Linked DNA regions of Mus musculus: region 1 is linked to region 2. Evidence: chromatin loops called from intact Hi-C (ENCODE). Cell type or tissue: heart. All regions are shown on one strand.

Evidence for each region. A loop is a pair of places that touch in the nucleus more often than their neighbours do. Peaks named below come from ENCODE experiments on the same cell type or tissue, not always from the same donor. Only the 100,000 strongest peaks of a DNase experiment are listed, where the experiment ranks them.
Region 1: it touches region 2 in a loop (2.8-fold over the local background); 2 of 42 quality-filtered maps call a loop at or near these places.

Annotation. Positions count from the first base shown.
Region 1 is chr2:126,086,127-126,094,126 of GRCm38, reverse strand. All of the region lies in intron 11 of Fam227b (family with sequence similarity 227, member B), which reads left to right. It overlaps Fgf7 (fibroblast growth factor 7), which reads right to left. Exons shown (of 4, transcript NM_008008.4): 3 at 5,789-5,892; 4 at 2,942-4,760. The coding sequence ends at 4,566. Among named protein-coding and RNA genes, the nearest start is that of Gm26496, 20 kb to the left of the region's middle. In heart, a CTCF peak has its summit at 3,520; a DNase peak (open chromatin) is centred at 7,726.
Region 2 is chr2:126,030,590-126,038,589 of GRCm38, reverse strand. The region is part of intron 11 of Fam227b (family with sequence similarity 227, member B); the gene reads left to right. It overlaps Fgf7 (fibroblast growth factor 7), which reads right to left and starts at 3,932. Exons shown (of 4, transcript NM_008008.4): 1 at 3,740-3,932; 2 at 2,590-3,145. The coding sequence starts at 2,875. In heart, CTCF peaks have their summits at 4,073 and 5,009 (motif pointing right); no DNase peak of the experiment used is centred here; H3K27ac peaks cover 258 bases.

The sequences.
Region 1 (8,000 bases), 56 kb before region 2:
GAACTCTAACCACCTACTTTAAGGTTATCTTTAAAATGGCCACACATGACAATATCTGATATTCATATAGGCCCGTGTCAGACACACACACACACACACACACACACACACACACACACACACACGAATGCACACACACATACACGCAGAAGCCTGAGGTTGAGTATCTTTCTGTAGCACTCTCCACCTTATTTTTCGAGATGGGTCTCTCTCTGGGACTGTAGCTCATCTATTGGCCTGATTGGCTGCAGGAAGGCACCAGGAATCTGCCTCTCTCTGTCTCTCCCCAGCATTAAGAATCAATGAAGTATTTTGACTAACTAATAACCACCCACATTAGGTGTTAAATATTTTTAAAATCACACTTTTACAAAATGATCTTGGCTTAATTTTTGTTTGTTTATGCCTGTATTATTTGTATGTGAAGTTGGACTATGAAAGATAGAAAACCATTTGTCTCATCTATGTGACACAGGGTAAGGGTGAAAGCAAAGCTTTGCAATAAGTTCAGATAGCCACTGAAAACTTCCGTTTGGTTCGCTGACATCAACTGGAGACATTTTCATATTAAAGCAAATATAAGTATTACCAGAGTAAAAGACAAAACTCACATGAATTTCAAGAAAACAGATTTTAAATTTAAATGTAAAATGTTCTGTCTTTGGGAGATAACTTTTTTCCTTTTGCTTTGTATTGGTTCTTTGTGAATGTCACATCACCTGCTCCAATCCCACTCATCGCCCCAACCCTTCCACCCTTGCAACCTCCCCTCCAAAAGAAAATAACAAGAAATAATAAAAAAACTAAACCGAAATACTGTCATGGAAGGTGCAGTGTGGCCCGGTGTGCGCACAGTACACCCTTTTGTCTGCACATCTTTCCTTGTACGTGTTCGCTGCAGCCAGCTATGGGCTTGGCTTGAGGCCTCTGGCTTCTGCTGCATCTTCAGTACTGAATCCTCACTGGGACTCCTCTCAGACATCCTTGGTTGCCCCGGATCATGGTGCTTCTACAGCTTTGGATCTGCAGGATTGGCTCTTTCATGTGCTCCAGCAGCTCATACATGAGGTAGATGTTAGGGTGGGCCAACTCAAACCTCTGAATATAGGCCTGGATGGTAGCTGAGTTGGTCAGCCTGGAAGCTCTCCTGACCCCACCATCACACCACCAGGACAAGCTCCCCAGTACTGCCTTAGCCAGCTCACCAATGCTGCAGCTGACAAAGAACAAGACTGGCTCTCCTGCTTTCATGACTTCAGGGCCACCTCACCTGCACCCCACACATGCCACCACAAACCAGTTCTACTGTGTTGCCCAGTCAAGGTGCAGGGCCAGCTCTCCCAACTGCTGCAGCTGGTGGGGACAGCTCTCCCATTATCACACCCGGTGAGGCTCACCTGTGCCCTCATCACTAGGGTCAGCAGAGCCACCTTGGAAAGCCATCTTTATAAGGTTTCTTAGGATTTCATTCTACACTATAACTGAATATGTGGGGGATCATGAATCAGAGTATCTCCATAATCACTCTTCATGTTTTTGGCACCCTAGAAGCTAGAAAGAAACCCTCTAAGTGATAGAACCTCTAGCCTGCCTTCTTTTTCATATCTGAGTTGGATTTATAACAACTCAAAGGTCAGTGGTCTACATTATAGCTTATCTGTTGGAGTGTTTTAGTTCACTTGTACTGGAAGTATCATTTTACTTATTGTGTTAACGAGTCATATTCTCTTACTTAGTCCTTTACCAGCTTGGGGAAATCCATGAGTTGATATGGTTTTCTTTTTAAAGAACACTTTAGAAAGGAATACTATGATTATGAAAATGTCTTGTGTGATACTTTTCATTTATAAAGAAGTTCACATAAAAGCTGCTTAGGAATCAGAATTGGAAACCACATTCCTTTCTCCATTAGAGTCAAATCATAATGGTATCATTACGTGCTAAGTGAATTGACAAGCAAACCACAAGTATTCTCACATAAAAAGATGACATCTTGATGGAAATTAAAATCAAGCAAAACAAGGTGATCACTGACAAGGTGAGACTAAGACACAAGCTTAGTGTCTGAGACTCCAAGGTAACCTGCATTCATCCAGCACCCAGTGTGTTAAAAATTTCAGTTTCCTGATGTGAAAGAGGAGTAAGATGAAGGCCTCATAGACTTTCAAGACTCTAGAATTCTAAATGTATTTGACTAAACAGGTGTTTTTGAAATTGCATGTTAAAAATAAGAACTGGGCCAGGCGAGATGGGTCATCAGTTAAGAACACACACTGTTCTTGCAAGGGACCCAAGCTCAGCTCCTAGAACCCTCTGCTCAACTCCATGACTACTGTCCACACTAGATTTACACACCCATAAAGACATTTACACAGGCACATGATCTAAAAGTAACAAAAATGTTAGTGCTTGTGGGCAGATTTTGTACATGGCATATCACTAAGAATGGCTTTACTACTCAATATTGGTTCTGTCTAATTTAAGTCCAATATTCTAATGGCTTTTTCTTAGTAACTAATTTGGTAATCACTATAGCCACCTTCTGTGTATGGTTACTACTTCTGTTTAAGCTTCTGCGTGATTATGCTTTGCTCCGAGTTTTTAAACTTTTAGTAAGAATAATTGCATTTCACCTTTTCCTTGGAAAATATTATTTAATGGATTTACATATATATGTTGATTATAAACTCTAGTCATAATCAGCTAGACACCTATGAAACAACTAAGAAGAACAGTCTTTTTCTACCTTTGGTATGTGTACAAGACTCCAGTTACAGTACCTGGGCTAGGAAGCTAGATTACAAGTAGTCTTGAATTGGATGCTAATACAAAGTATTGCCTCATGTGTGTCCTTCAGTGTATGTGGCAAAGGGCAACACTTCTGACCTTCCAGTAGCCTGGATGCCTGGACAAACACAAAGTCAATTGATTCTTTTTTGTTGACAAGGCTTTATCATATACCTTAACATATAAACATATTACCAAAAAGTGTTGTATGTAATATAAAGAAACTTTAATGACAAGCACTATGAAGTTGATACCGCATTAATTAATATACCAACAATTTAAATAAATGTTGCCCTTCCCTTCATAAGTACTTATTCATAAATTTATGTCAGCATCCATCTACTGGTTGCAGAACTATGGAGTAAGTATTCATCTACTTATTAAGCCTGTCATTTGTGGCCCAACCTGAGGCCTCAAGGCTGACTACAACCTCTATTGGAGTTTCACTCTTGCCATTTCAATGTTGGCATATCTTGTATGGCAAAAACTTCTAAAGACATCAAATTGCTAACTTTAAATATGCCTATTTTCAAAAATACATCCTCACTAAATACTTCTTTTTTACGTATATGATCCAAATTCATTGGCACGAGCGTTGTGTAAAATCTCTCCCACATATTTGTATTGTTCTCTGTGAGACATCTATTGTGAGCATGGCTACAGGCTGTCGTTTTTGTCTGCCATCCAGCACTTGCTAGCCAAGTGTTGTGTGCTAGTCATGGTGTCAGCCACCAGGGGAGGGGACATCTGCACTGCAGCCAGTCGGGTTTGTTGCTCCCTTGAAATTAAAAGCATATGAAACAGATACAGCTTCTTAAGGTTTTTTTCTTTATAAATAACATAAACTTAAATAACAAAACAATAAAATTCAAATACAACTTAAAGTAGAGTTTAATGCTGTAATCACAGAGGGAAATAAGCATGATTATTTGTGGGAAGAGCATTTACTAAAAGTTGTGTTCCCAAATGTGATTTATACAACAGATAGATTTACTTGAAAAAAATGTAAAGATTTCTGAAATTTATTTTAAGGGATTATAAAATATTATTTTGTGGTGAGATGAAATACAATATTATCATCATTATTGCTATTTTATATACAGATTTTTAAAACATCCTGTTAGCAATACCTTTTCAATTTGAGTGGATTTTTGTTCATATTAGTCAGTACAGGCATGTTCCAAGCCTGTGATTTTGTAAAACCACCTGTAGATTCTATTCTATAATAAAATGTTGAAAACATTCATTTTTCCGGATTATAGTTCTCACTGGAAAGCTTTCAAACACTGCTCATCGTCTGTAGTTTGTGTGGGGCTTGATCATCTGACAAAGCATCCCAGCAGCCTTTAGGTCTGACATACCTTATATAACATCATCTGCATTATTAATATTATTATAGCAGCCATTTTATAAGCAGATAGTGATATTAAATATTCATTATCAGATAGTCAAATCTAACATACTCTTAAGGGTAAATTAATTTAAGAAAAATATCACGTTACTAACATCATGATTGTACAACCACTTTTACAACTTTTTACAACCTTTACTAAATCTGATTTTTGTGTATATTCTTCAAATCTTTCTTTAATGCAGTCTTTTAAAATAAACAAAAATGCGCAAGTCCAGCTTGATCAGTTTTCAGTAGTTTTCCAGCCTTTCTTGGTTACTGAGAGAGAGAGAGAGAGAGAGAGAGAGAGAGAGAGAGAGAGAAGAAAAGTCCACTGGAAAGAAATCTCCCTGCTGAATGAAACTGGTTTCTCAAATACCATGTACACTTAGGTTATTGCCATAGGAAGAAAATGGGCTGTTTTTTGTTCTTTCTTCGTTTTCTTCCCTTTGACAGGAATCCCCTTTTGATTTAAGGCAACGAACATTTCCCCTCCGCTGTGTGTCCATTTAGCTGATGCATAGGTGTTATAATGGTTTTCCAGAATCAGTTCTTTGAAGTTGCAATCCTCATTGCATTCTTTCTGATAAAAACAAGCCAAAAAACAAACACAATTATTAAAGCAAATTCTGCAGGAGAATCAAACTAACCACAAGCAGATGATGGTCTGTAGAGGTGATATACATGAGATTTATTTTAAGCCTCAGATTGAGCAGAGCTGATGTGGTTTAGTGGTTTTACTTATGGCACATACTGCTGTAGGCCAAAAGCATCTTAAGTTTAACAAAAACATAATAATATAAAACACATTTAGTTATGTCCAGTTGGGCAGTAAATTTCTACTCTTTTTAATGTTGGGGTCCCCAAATCTCTTCATTCTCTATCCACCAGATATTTATGTAGAGGGGGTAGCTTCTATCTCCTGCAGGTGAGGGACTATTTAGTAAATTTGACTTCACTTTCTACCATGTTAGCCTCAATTGTAACAAAAGTAAAAAGTTACTTAGTTTGATCATCCATGCAGAGATGTGTGCTCATGTGATTGAGCCTCTACTCTGTAGTTTGCCTGCGTAGGCATTATTCTGCAGAGCTACAAGAGCACAATGGAGAATGGCCTTTGCTTTACCACAGTGGGATGAACGGTCACATATTTCCATCATACTAAAGTGGAAACGATGTCAGTGCTTAGAGTTCAAAGGCCATAACTGGGAGACTGATGTTGATAAATGAACTGAACAATTCAAAATTTTTTACAAGAATTTTCATGTCAGCAAGGTGCAAATTGGGTGGATCCTCACAAAAAGAGCTTTAATACTCAGAGATGCAAATTTTAGGTTCCAAGTGTCAATAGTGCACAAGGGATTTAGAATTGGAAGGATCCCTAGAGATCAGTCATTCCAAGTCATCTTACAGATGAAGCATATAACATCCAGGTAGCTTTAAATAAAAATCTCAGGTCATACAGAAAATAGTTTGCCTTAGTGCTGGAGTAAAGAGTGGCTTAATGGAATAGTCCACTTGCACCGGTGGAATAAAACTAATTTCAGTTTTCAGAAAAGCAGATAATTTTGATAGAGTAGGTTTGAACAATAACTTATCAGTTATTAATACCTTTGCATAGAGTTTCCCTTCCTTGTTCATGGCAAGATAGTATTCACTTTCCACCCCTTTGATTGCCACAATTCCAACTGCCACGGTCCTGATTTCCATGATGTCTGCAAGGAATCACACAAGCATATATCATTACTCACGAATCTGGAGACATATTTCCCTAACACACAGCCACAAACAGCAGTGTGATCATGAAACACAGAACTGCAAACCGATACATGTATTACACGAAGAAGGACATTTACTACATGTTCAGAGTTATCCTTTAGAGTAATACTTCAAATCTACCATAGTGACAATGTAGCTAATATTTGCTGAACTCATAACATAAAAGTATCCCTCCTGTGTATGAAGTTGTGCAGTCATCACCACACACTGTAGGGCAGGCATCCTTGCTATAGCCACTTCATTGATGAGGATCTGAGAATACACAGAGAAGTAAGTAATCTACCGAAGCCTGACAGCTGCTAAATGGTAAAATACAAAAAGGAAGGATACACCTAACAATGTTGCTCTTCATGTTTGTCTATATTTATCTTAAAAATTATTACTGATAAATAGTTCTTGACTTCACTGAAAATGACTATCTTTAAAATTACAACTTAAGCAATTATAAATTATAGCAAGGAAAACCAACTGTCTTTTAAAATGATTGTTTTAAACTCAATGTTTTAATGCATAGAGATGATTCAAAATTTAATTATAAAAATCATATTAACATAAGATTATATACTTTGTAATTAACTTTTTAATCTTTGTGGAATTTATTTTACTAAACAGGTACTTTACAATGTTAGCCAAGTATTCTCTTTTATTATATATGATATAGAGGACCGGAGCCTCGCTTAGCCATCCTCAGGGAAGCGTCTCACAGTAGATGGAAATGAACACAGCGATCACTCTAGGGCAATGAGCAGAAAGTGAGAGACTTTGGAGCACTTCATCAAATCCCTCCCTTCAGGGCTCAGGGCTCTATGATGACGATGTAGAAAGACTGTAAGAGCCAGAGCGAATGAATGACTCCAAAGAAATAGCTTCTTCTAGACACAGCAGGACTGATACAGAGATGAACTCACAGAGACTGTGCACAGAGCCTGCACAGGGAAGCCAGATGGATTCTCAGCAACTGGGAGGCAGGGAATAAACATGGGCTCCCACCCCTAACCAACAAGCTATCTCTAATTGATACCCATTGCCAGTGGAACCTCACCAGGTATACAAACCACACATTAGGATAGGTCCCACACCCGGGAGTAGTTGGCTAACACAAAATGAACTCGGTGGTATTTTTGTAGACATTTTGTCTTATTCTGCTTTGGGTGTTTGTTTGTTTGTTTGTTTTGTCCTCTTGGTCTTTTGCTGGTATATTTTGGAGTTTGTGGGTTTGTGGAGGATGTGTGTGTGTGTGTGTGTGTGTGTGTGTGTTTGGTTGTGTTTGTTTTTGTCTATTTTTAAAAGAGAAAAAGAATATGGAGTTGGGTGGGTGGGCAGGTAGAGAAGATCTGGGAGGAGTTGGAGGAAGGGAAAATGTGATCATGCCTACTCAGGATTTGTCATGTGTGTGAACAGCAGTAGTCAGAGGTACCTGGAACAGCAGCACAGCTGAAACACTGGCATCTCAGAAGCAAAGGCAAAGGAATGTGCATTAGAAGTATTTGTGAAGTGTTGTGAAATGCATGAAATCCTGTAATTTTAGGAAACAAATTAAAAACTTGAAATCACAAGCACTCCTGTAGAAACACCTTACTTGAAAGAGAAGAAAGCTTTCAGGAGAACACTAGCCTGAAGAGGCTATGGAAACTTTACACATCGATGACAAGCTCACGACAGGGTACGATGCTGACGCTGACACAGTCACACAACAGTCAGCAGATCTTCCCTAGAGCCACTGCCATGCCAGGCTCAATTCAGAGACAAGCACCCGCCTCAGGTTCTTATGTAACAGTTGTCCGCAAAACGTAACTGTTGAATGACAGTTACTGGTCCTGTGATACGTGGGCTCTGTGCCTTTTAGGACCAGTCATATCACCTTGTCCCCAGAAGCTCCTCTATTCCTCCCCCAACCCCCACCTGCCATGTCCTTTGTCCACCTCTTTGTTGTTGTTGCTCTTTGACACCAATCAGTGATAAACATTGTTAATCTTATCAGGATAAAAATACGAAAAAGAATTGTAAGGGTTTTTTGCTTCAAATAGGATAAGAATATGCTTTA
Region 2 (8,000 bases):
GCCATGAGAAGGAAGTCTGGGGGTTGATGTTGAGTTTTATTTCTTTCTGAATGATTTCTATTCATTTGAGTCCAGTCACTATTAGCTGTCATTCTAGTGACAGCAAGAGGGGGACCTCCTCCTTCGGATCACTGAGCTAACTCTGAAGACTCTGAAAGCTCAGGAAACCACCCTGAGCTTTTGTGATTGCATTTCTCATGCTGCTTGGTTACAGTGAACAAGTTCTTCTGAGCACACTATTTGGACCTGGATTCCCTGACTCAGTAGCTCCAGCCTCACATACGTCTATCTGCTTATGTTCATTCTTAAACTGAGCAAGTCTGTCTCAACTAACAGGCAACAATTATCAGATTTTTCTCCTAATACATTATTCTCCTTTATTCTTCTGACTCTTGGATTTTCTACACACAAAAGTCCCATCACATCTGTCTAACTTGGGAGAAACCTTATCTTGTCTTTTCAGTAGGATGGCAGGACAATGGTAACTATTTTATAGTTTATCTGAGAGATTCTCATGAGGTCTTACTCTCTCCTCGAGATTGAATTATGCCAAGAAAGTATATAAATTTAGACTATTAAAAGACTTGTAAGAAACATATTTGGTATTTGCATAAACAATGTCAAGTCTTTCTAAGTACAAGGCACTCTGATAGTTCAACACCATGATTTTGGGAAAGACTTTTGTCTTTCTTATTACTATAGAGTTTGCTTCATGAAAAAGGGGGTTTGCTAAACAGGCTTTAAGACTTCTCAGGTTTAGCACTATACCATGTTTCAAATTGTAAAGTGATTTTACCAGTTTGTAAATGTGTACAAATACCTGAAATTCATGAGCTCCAGGAATTTAACACAAAATAAAATTCACATATATTTACATGTTCCAATTGTAACTACTTTAATCTCAAATAATCATAGTACTCATTTTCACTGACTGTTCCCACCCATTTTTTTTTTACCTTTTTTTATGAGTTAGTGGAAAGCATCCAAAGGGATTAGTCATTAAATAAAAAGAAGTCTGCAATTGAGCTATGATAATAACCTTGTTATAAAATTTGCAACTAGCCCTGACTGCATGGTTAGTCTGGAGAGAGAGCAGGCACTTTTGCCTCACTGTTGGGGTGACAACTAGGTAATGAGTATTGAGGCTTTACATTGTGTGGTACGTTCCCTGCCTCAGAACCAATTAGACTGTGAGAAGGAGAAAGATTTTGAAAAATGCATCCATGTTTACCAGTTGAAGATTGGGAACACTAAAGTGCCCCAAAGTCATTAACAGACAGGGACGGGACACATGCTGTCACTGCCCCCATGATTCTGTTATCTACAATAAGGCTCGATGATTTTCAAATCAAATGAAAAGGCCACATAGAAGGGACGGTCAGCAAATCCTCCTCCAGTGGCCACTGCTGAGCTGGGTCCCATGGAATCAGTCCTCCAGAAGGCATGTTTCCTTGCTCAGTTTGTATGAGTTATGGCTGAAATGAAGGTCCCTCATTTTCATTTTGGAAAGAGTCACCAAACTCTTATTTTTTGGTCAGTGAGTTTAGAGCCAAAAAGATATTTCAGGAATAGATAGGAACTACTTGGGGTGGCCCTGTCACAGACACCCAGCTACACTATTGTCTCCATGTATCCTTCTCAAACTATACTGCCACACGTACTATCAAACATACAGTGTCAACGCCACCCATGTGTTATTAGTGCTAAGAAATCTATTTCCACGTGTGGGTTTTAAATACCTAAGGTAAATGTTGAGTGTGTGTTTTATGCCATTGCATTTAATACTACTGAGATTAGTTACTAACTGTAACCATCAAATGAAAACCCAAGCCCTGGCATTTTAAGGTAAAAAAACAACTGGGTCTAAGGAAAGTGGGGTGCTCCAGGTGAAGGTCCCCGACCCAACCTGCCTTCCAACTCAGCTCTGCTTCCTCAAGGTTATGTTCCTCTTAAATTAGCAAGAGACTTAACATGACAGACTCTTGATAAAGAAACTGCTAAAAAAGGTCTGTTACCTGTGGGTGGGGAGTTAAGGAATCTAAAACAAACTCATTAGACTTTTAAAGATGTTCCAGGGCATCACCGACTCCCTTCTGTTTTAGAAGCACACAGTTTTTGGTGCTCAGGAAGTAGATTCTTAACCGGTTAGTACCATGGCAGAGTCCTTTCAAAAGCAACACCACTAATAAAGACAGATACATCCTCTGCTCCTTAAACTCCTGGCTGGTAGTTTGGTGAACACCTACTGAGAGCTCTATGCACACCGCTGCTGAGCTTTGCTAGGGAAACAATCACACATGAGCATGCGTGCTCACTGACATGGTTTCTTACTAACCAGTAGTTTGGATTTAAGCCACAGAGTATTTTCCAACTATATCAGTTCCAACCATAAGGTGAGGACACTTGCCCTATTACCAGAGATATTTTAGGGAGTTAGTGCAGAAATCCCAAGGTAGAAAAATTAGGACTTGATATATGACACTGATTTTTTTTTTTTGCCCCCATAGGAAAGGAGAACACAGCACTGGAAAGTGAACCTTAGACAAACCTTAAAGAGCTAAGCAGGGCTGTGATAAAGGCATCACTTACTGTAGCTGTTCTTCATCTCCTGGGTCCCTTTCACTTTGCCTCGTTTGTCAATCCTCAGGTACCACTGGGTGCGACAGAACAGTCTTCTCACCCTTATATCCCCTCCTTCCATGTAGTCATAACTTCTGGTGTGTCGCTCGGGGCTGGAACAGTTCACACTCGTAGCCGTTTGCTCCGGACTCATGTCATTGCAAGCTAGAGATATAGTGCCCACTAGACAGACGAGGTGGAAGCATGATCTGTAGAGCAGAGTTGGCAGGATCCGTGTCAGTATCCATTTGCGCATTATAGTGTAGTGCCCCGGGTGTTCATGAATAACATAATGAGAATTGAATCTTGCGTTGATTGCTACTCCTAGGTCATGGGCCTCCTCCTATTTGTGAACTGGAGATTGATGAGAGAAAAAGTCGTCGCTCTTTCCAAACTGTTAACCTTATCTTTTAGCTTCTGATACCAATAACACGATTCCTCCTTCAGGAACACAGCTGATAGGTATATCCTTATAGAAACAGGTCGTGACAAGGCCAGTTGCTGCAGTGCGGTTGCTCCTTGACTTCTGCTCGAAGAGAGAGATTAGGAATGGGGAGGGGGAGAGGAGAGGGAGATAAAAAAAATTGTATGTATAAATTTCAGTAGTTAGATAGTCTAACATGTCAGTGTAGTTAAATGTTGAAAGCACGTTTAAAACAGCTCCCACAGAGGACGTGAGCATCTCTGCCACTCTGCACATAGATTCAGAAGCGCTATGCGTTAGTGAGGAGACACCACAAGAAAACCACACCATTCATTCCAGTTGCTATCTTGTCAGGAAACACTGTGTACTCACAGCTATTGAGTTAAATCAAGTTTTACAGCCTCTATCGACAAAGTTGAAGTTGAATTCCCTGGAATTCATTAGTCTATGCTTTTACATTTGTGCTTTATAATTATTTTCCCTTAAACTACCCAGATTTTTCAAGTTAAGTGTCAGGATTGCCCTGGAGAACCTCAAGAGTCTCCTTCCATCCGTCCGTACTACAGCACAATTTCTGTAGATATTTTCACAGCTCAAAAGTCTTTCCCCCCTGACCCCACCCCAGGACAATAACCACAGAAAGAGAAAATCTTTCAGAAAAGAGCATTGTTTTAAAGACAAATAACAGTAACTTACTTGTTCTGTTTGGAACAGCTGGGTACACAAGAGTTCCGTGTCTGCTGTCTGCCTCGTGCAACTTGAGCCTCTCTACTGTAGCTACAAACTATTTCTCAGCTGAGAAATCCCCCAGCAGAATCATAATTGTTTCCATAAATCAACAGGCAAAAGGATTTTCTCCGTGTGTGAGCGCGTGCGCTTGTGTGAGTGCGTGGAGCCTTTTATTCAGAGATTTTCAATAAATACCTTTGCTGACCTCATTGGAAGCAATTAAAACTTAACCAGTGAGCTGTTCGTTGTCTAAAACAGCAGAATTAGGAGGCTTGTACACTGTTGAGTGGTCGTAAGGGGGAGCTGTGGACACGGCTTCGGCTTAAATCCACAAGTGGGCATTCACGCTGTGGAAACAGACCTCTGATTCCCAAGCCGTTACAAAGAGAAAGGAAAATGTTAGACCTTTTAAACACAGAAGCTGTACAGTCTGTGAAAAACATATGTCCCTACAACATATATAAGGGCTTCTTAAATGTTAGATGATCTTTACAATACATTGGCACGGAGGAGGTTGGTAAGTGAGGGTATGTTTTTAGTCCTTCAAATTCAGAGCACTAGAGCAACCCAAGGCTCAGGGCCTGAAAGCAGGTATCCCTAGGCAAGGACACATCTTTTCACAGATCTTGCACAATTGGGTGTGAGTCTTTAGGCTGAGAAGACCTAGTTTCTTACCGGACTGGGATTCTAACAAACAGTGTGGCCTTGGCTCCATCCCTTACTTCCCCATGGCTCAGCTGCTGCTTCAGGTATCAAATCAATGGCCACGTCTAATCAGGCTAGGGTGTGCTGCCGTTTTAACATCCTGTCTTGTGATTTATTTCAAAGGATGACACACAGAAGCAAAGGACACATAATTTGCAAAACTATCATTCTTTTAGAAAAATGGTTTCACCTTAGTATTTGACTTGTGCCTTCCTGAGAGCAATAGCATAAAAAATAACTGATAATTCCAGGAATAATAAGGCCAATAGCTAATGGATACAAGAGAGTCCTTTTGCTTTCCAGCCTGAGCTTGTGCCTATCCTGTACTGAGCAAGACTGTGACTGTCTGTATCTTACACTTAGTATGGAGCCATCGTATCACCACCCTAAATGAATATTTAAGAATACATACATTAAAATTCTCTTTTCCTTGTACCTGCAAAACACACACACACACACAGAGAGAGAGAGAGAGAGACACACACACAACTTCGCACTTAACATACACTACCACCAGGTGGTGCAGGTAGACCAAATAGAGACAGAGACCCAAAATTGAATCATTTGGATGTGATTGTTCTTCCCTTTCCCATTGTGCTTACAGAGGGCAGAGTCAACAGCACCCCATATTTCAAACATACACAGTTGTCTTCGATTCATGAAATATTAAAGCACTAGGCTTTCAAAGCAGAGGAGGGTGTGCTGTTCTATAACTGTATCTATTTAAAGCCAGAGAGTTCAGAACATCCCATGATTTTTCTCCCAGGGAGGAATAGGAAAGGACAGAAGGTATGATGATGTTCTTAGTGATATCCCACCATCCGGGGGCGGGGACATTAGTAATGAGCAGATTCAGAATTCTTACGAGTTGACGTTCCATAGAGAAATGGAGGTTATGCAGTCAGTTCTCAGTGCACACTACAGAATGCCCAGTCTCTTTACAATGTGCAGGGGAGGGAGTGTTCGCAATGTTGGAGCCAAGGTATAAAATGACTCTCTGAGGAATGTCACTGAGCAGGTTACAGTCAGGCAGGAAATTGTATCAGTTTAAATTCCTTTCGAAGTTATTGATTACTTTCCAGTGATGGGACCAAGACGGGGTGGGGAATTTCATTCCTGTCCTTGAGACCCTTACTTGTTAGCAATGGTTCTCATTAGGCTAGCGGTTCAGCTATCTGTAGGACAGCTGCTCTCTTTGTCCTTGTGAGTTACCCAGTGGCAGACATCCTCTGTCCTTACTGTAAAGCACATACAGAAGAGAGCAGCAGAGTTCCCTGCTCTGTGCTCTTTCCAGATAACGGTAGCTTCATCCTTAGTTGAAAATATCTCCACCTTGTGCATTGTAAATCCATAAGAAAAGGATCTACATCTATTGACTTTTAAAGATTAATGTTGTCACCTGAAAAGCTTCAAATAGAAGCGTATCTCAAAAAGAAGAAGTGTGTCGCCCTTGCCCCTCGTGTTTGGGAATTTGTATTTCAAATACAAAAATAAAGATATTTAAAATAAATTTGCATTGAAAATCATTGAAAAACTCATAGAACTTCTTTGATGCAGTCAGTTGCTATATGAACTTCCTAGCTTTTCCTAACCAGTCTTCATCACAGCCTTCATTCTGTGGAGAGACAAATGATAGAAACTTTGACTTATGGAATTTTATATTTCAGTTTACATTTTTACCATGCTTAAACACAAAAGCTATACACATATATACAGGAGAATTTTATACCCTGTTCTTTTACATACAAAGAAGTATTATCACACACACGAGAGAGAGAGAGAGAGAGAGAGAGAGAGAGAGAGAGAGAGAGTTATACATGTTGCTTTTTATTTAGTAAAAATACAAAATCTCCTATCTCAGCATTTAGAAAGCTCACTCACTCTCTACACTGCATGCTATTCCATTGAATGGGTATATCTCAATGTGCATAGCCAACCTCTATGAACATTTCATTTTTACCCATATATTTTACTGTGGAACTATTATAATGAATGCAGTTATAAATATGTCATTTTATGGTATACAAATATAGCTGTAGGGCTATTTTCCAAAAGCTGTCTAGACATCTGTCTTCTGGTTCCAGGTAGGATAGACACTCTTGAAATTGGGACAAGGTTGAATTCTACTTATAAAAATGACTATGTATATGTTGTGCCTTACATCTGACATTGTTCCAAACTATTCCATCCACATTTCTACAACTAACCCCACACTAGATTTGTCTTCATCATTTCCTGTGTGGTTTCAATATATAAATTCAGTCTTGACTCTGGATCATACTGTGCAACCAGTCTTACTTATCATCTTGATTCATCCATTGAACAAATATTTATTCAATAACTCTGTGCTGCCAGATGCTAGGTTAGCCCTCTGAAGACACAATGGTGAGTATCTTGGAAGTGATCCCTGCCTTTGCAAAGCGTGCATTCCAGTGAGAGCACAGTATAAACAGGGATCTGGGGATGGTAAGGGGCGGGGAAGCCAAGAGCTTAAATTCCAAGAACGGAAAGAAGGCCCAGGCTAATGATCACAAGCAAGAGGCTAAGCAAAGAGAGAGGCCTGAAGCTTGGCAGATACAACTTGACATTAGGAACTGTGTATACTACAGAAGAAACTTAGGTTCATTTAAAAAGAATAGGACACAGGAAGACAGACCTGTCTTTCCAAACAAGACGGACCTGGTTAAAGATAGTAAACTCGGGAGGAAAACCAGGATGGAGCAATCCCTGAGGTCCTTAATCCTATAAACAGCTCGTTTGCCTTTGGCACAATGCTGTAACATCTAAACACTAACTGCACAGAAGATGTAAAGTGTGAGTCATATGTTCAGCATTGCGGTGTGCCTGTGACTCAACTTGTAAATATCTCAGTATACAAATGCCATTTGAGCCTTTCTATCCCTGAGTCTGTAACAAAATGGCTTCGTTTAATTTTGTAAAAACTCAGAAAAAACAAACAAACAAAAACCAACCAACCAAACAAACAAACAAAAAAACTCTCTGAAATACTAATCTAAATTTAAAATCTTCAAACTATGTTATGAATTTACCGAATTGTAGTCTGACGATCATAGCAAACAGCAGAAAGGATAAAAGTGATTGGAATGGGGTCACAGGAAGGCTTTGGAAAGAGCCATTATGTACGCCAGGAGCTGAGCAGTAAGAAGAAATCAGAAGGCAGAGGGTTCTAGATAAAGGTTTCAAAGGAAACCACATTCTGAGGTGAACGTGAGTTTATTGTGTCTGGGGATGGAAATACAATGGATCACAGAGCGTAAGAAGGAAGTTCCGTGGTGAAAGCAACATGTTTTTGAGATTTGTCCCTAGCTGTTAAAGCTTCTGTGTGTGTGTGTGTGTGTGTGTGTGTGTGTGTGTGTGTGTGTGTGTTAGACACCATTCTGAAACCCCCACGAGACGTACCTTTTGGTCATCTGGAGAATGACTAAAATGTAAGCCACCCACTGCTATGACTATGATTGAAACCCAAGTCAGAGATCACTCCTTGCACTAGGATGGTAGCAGC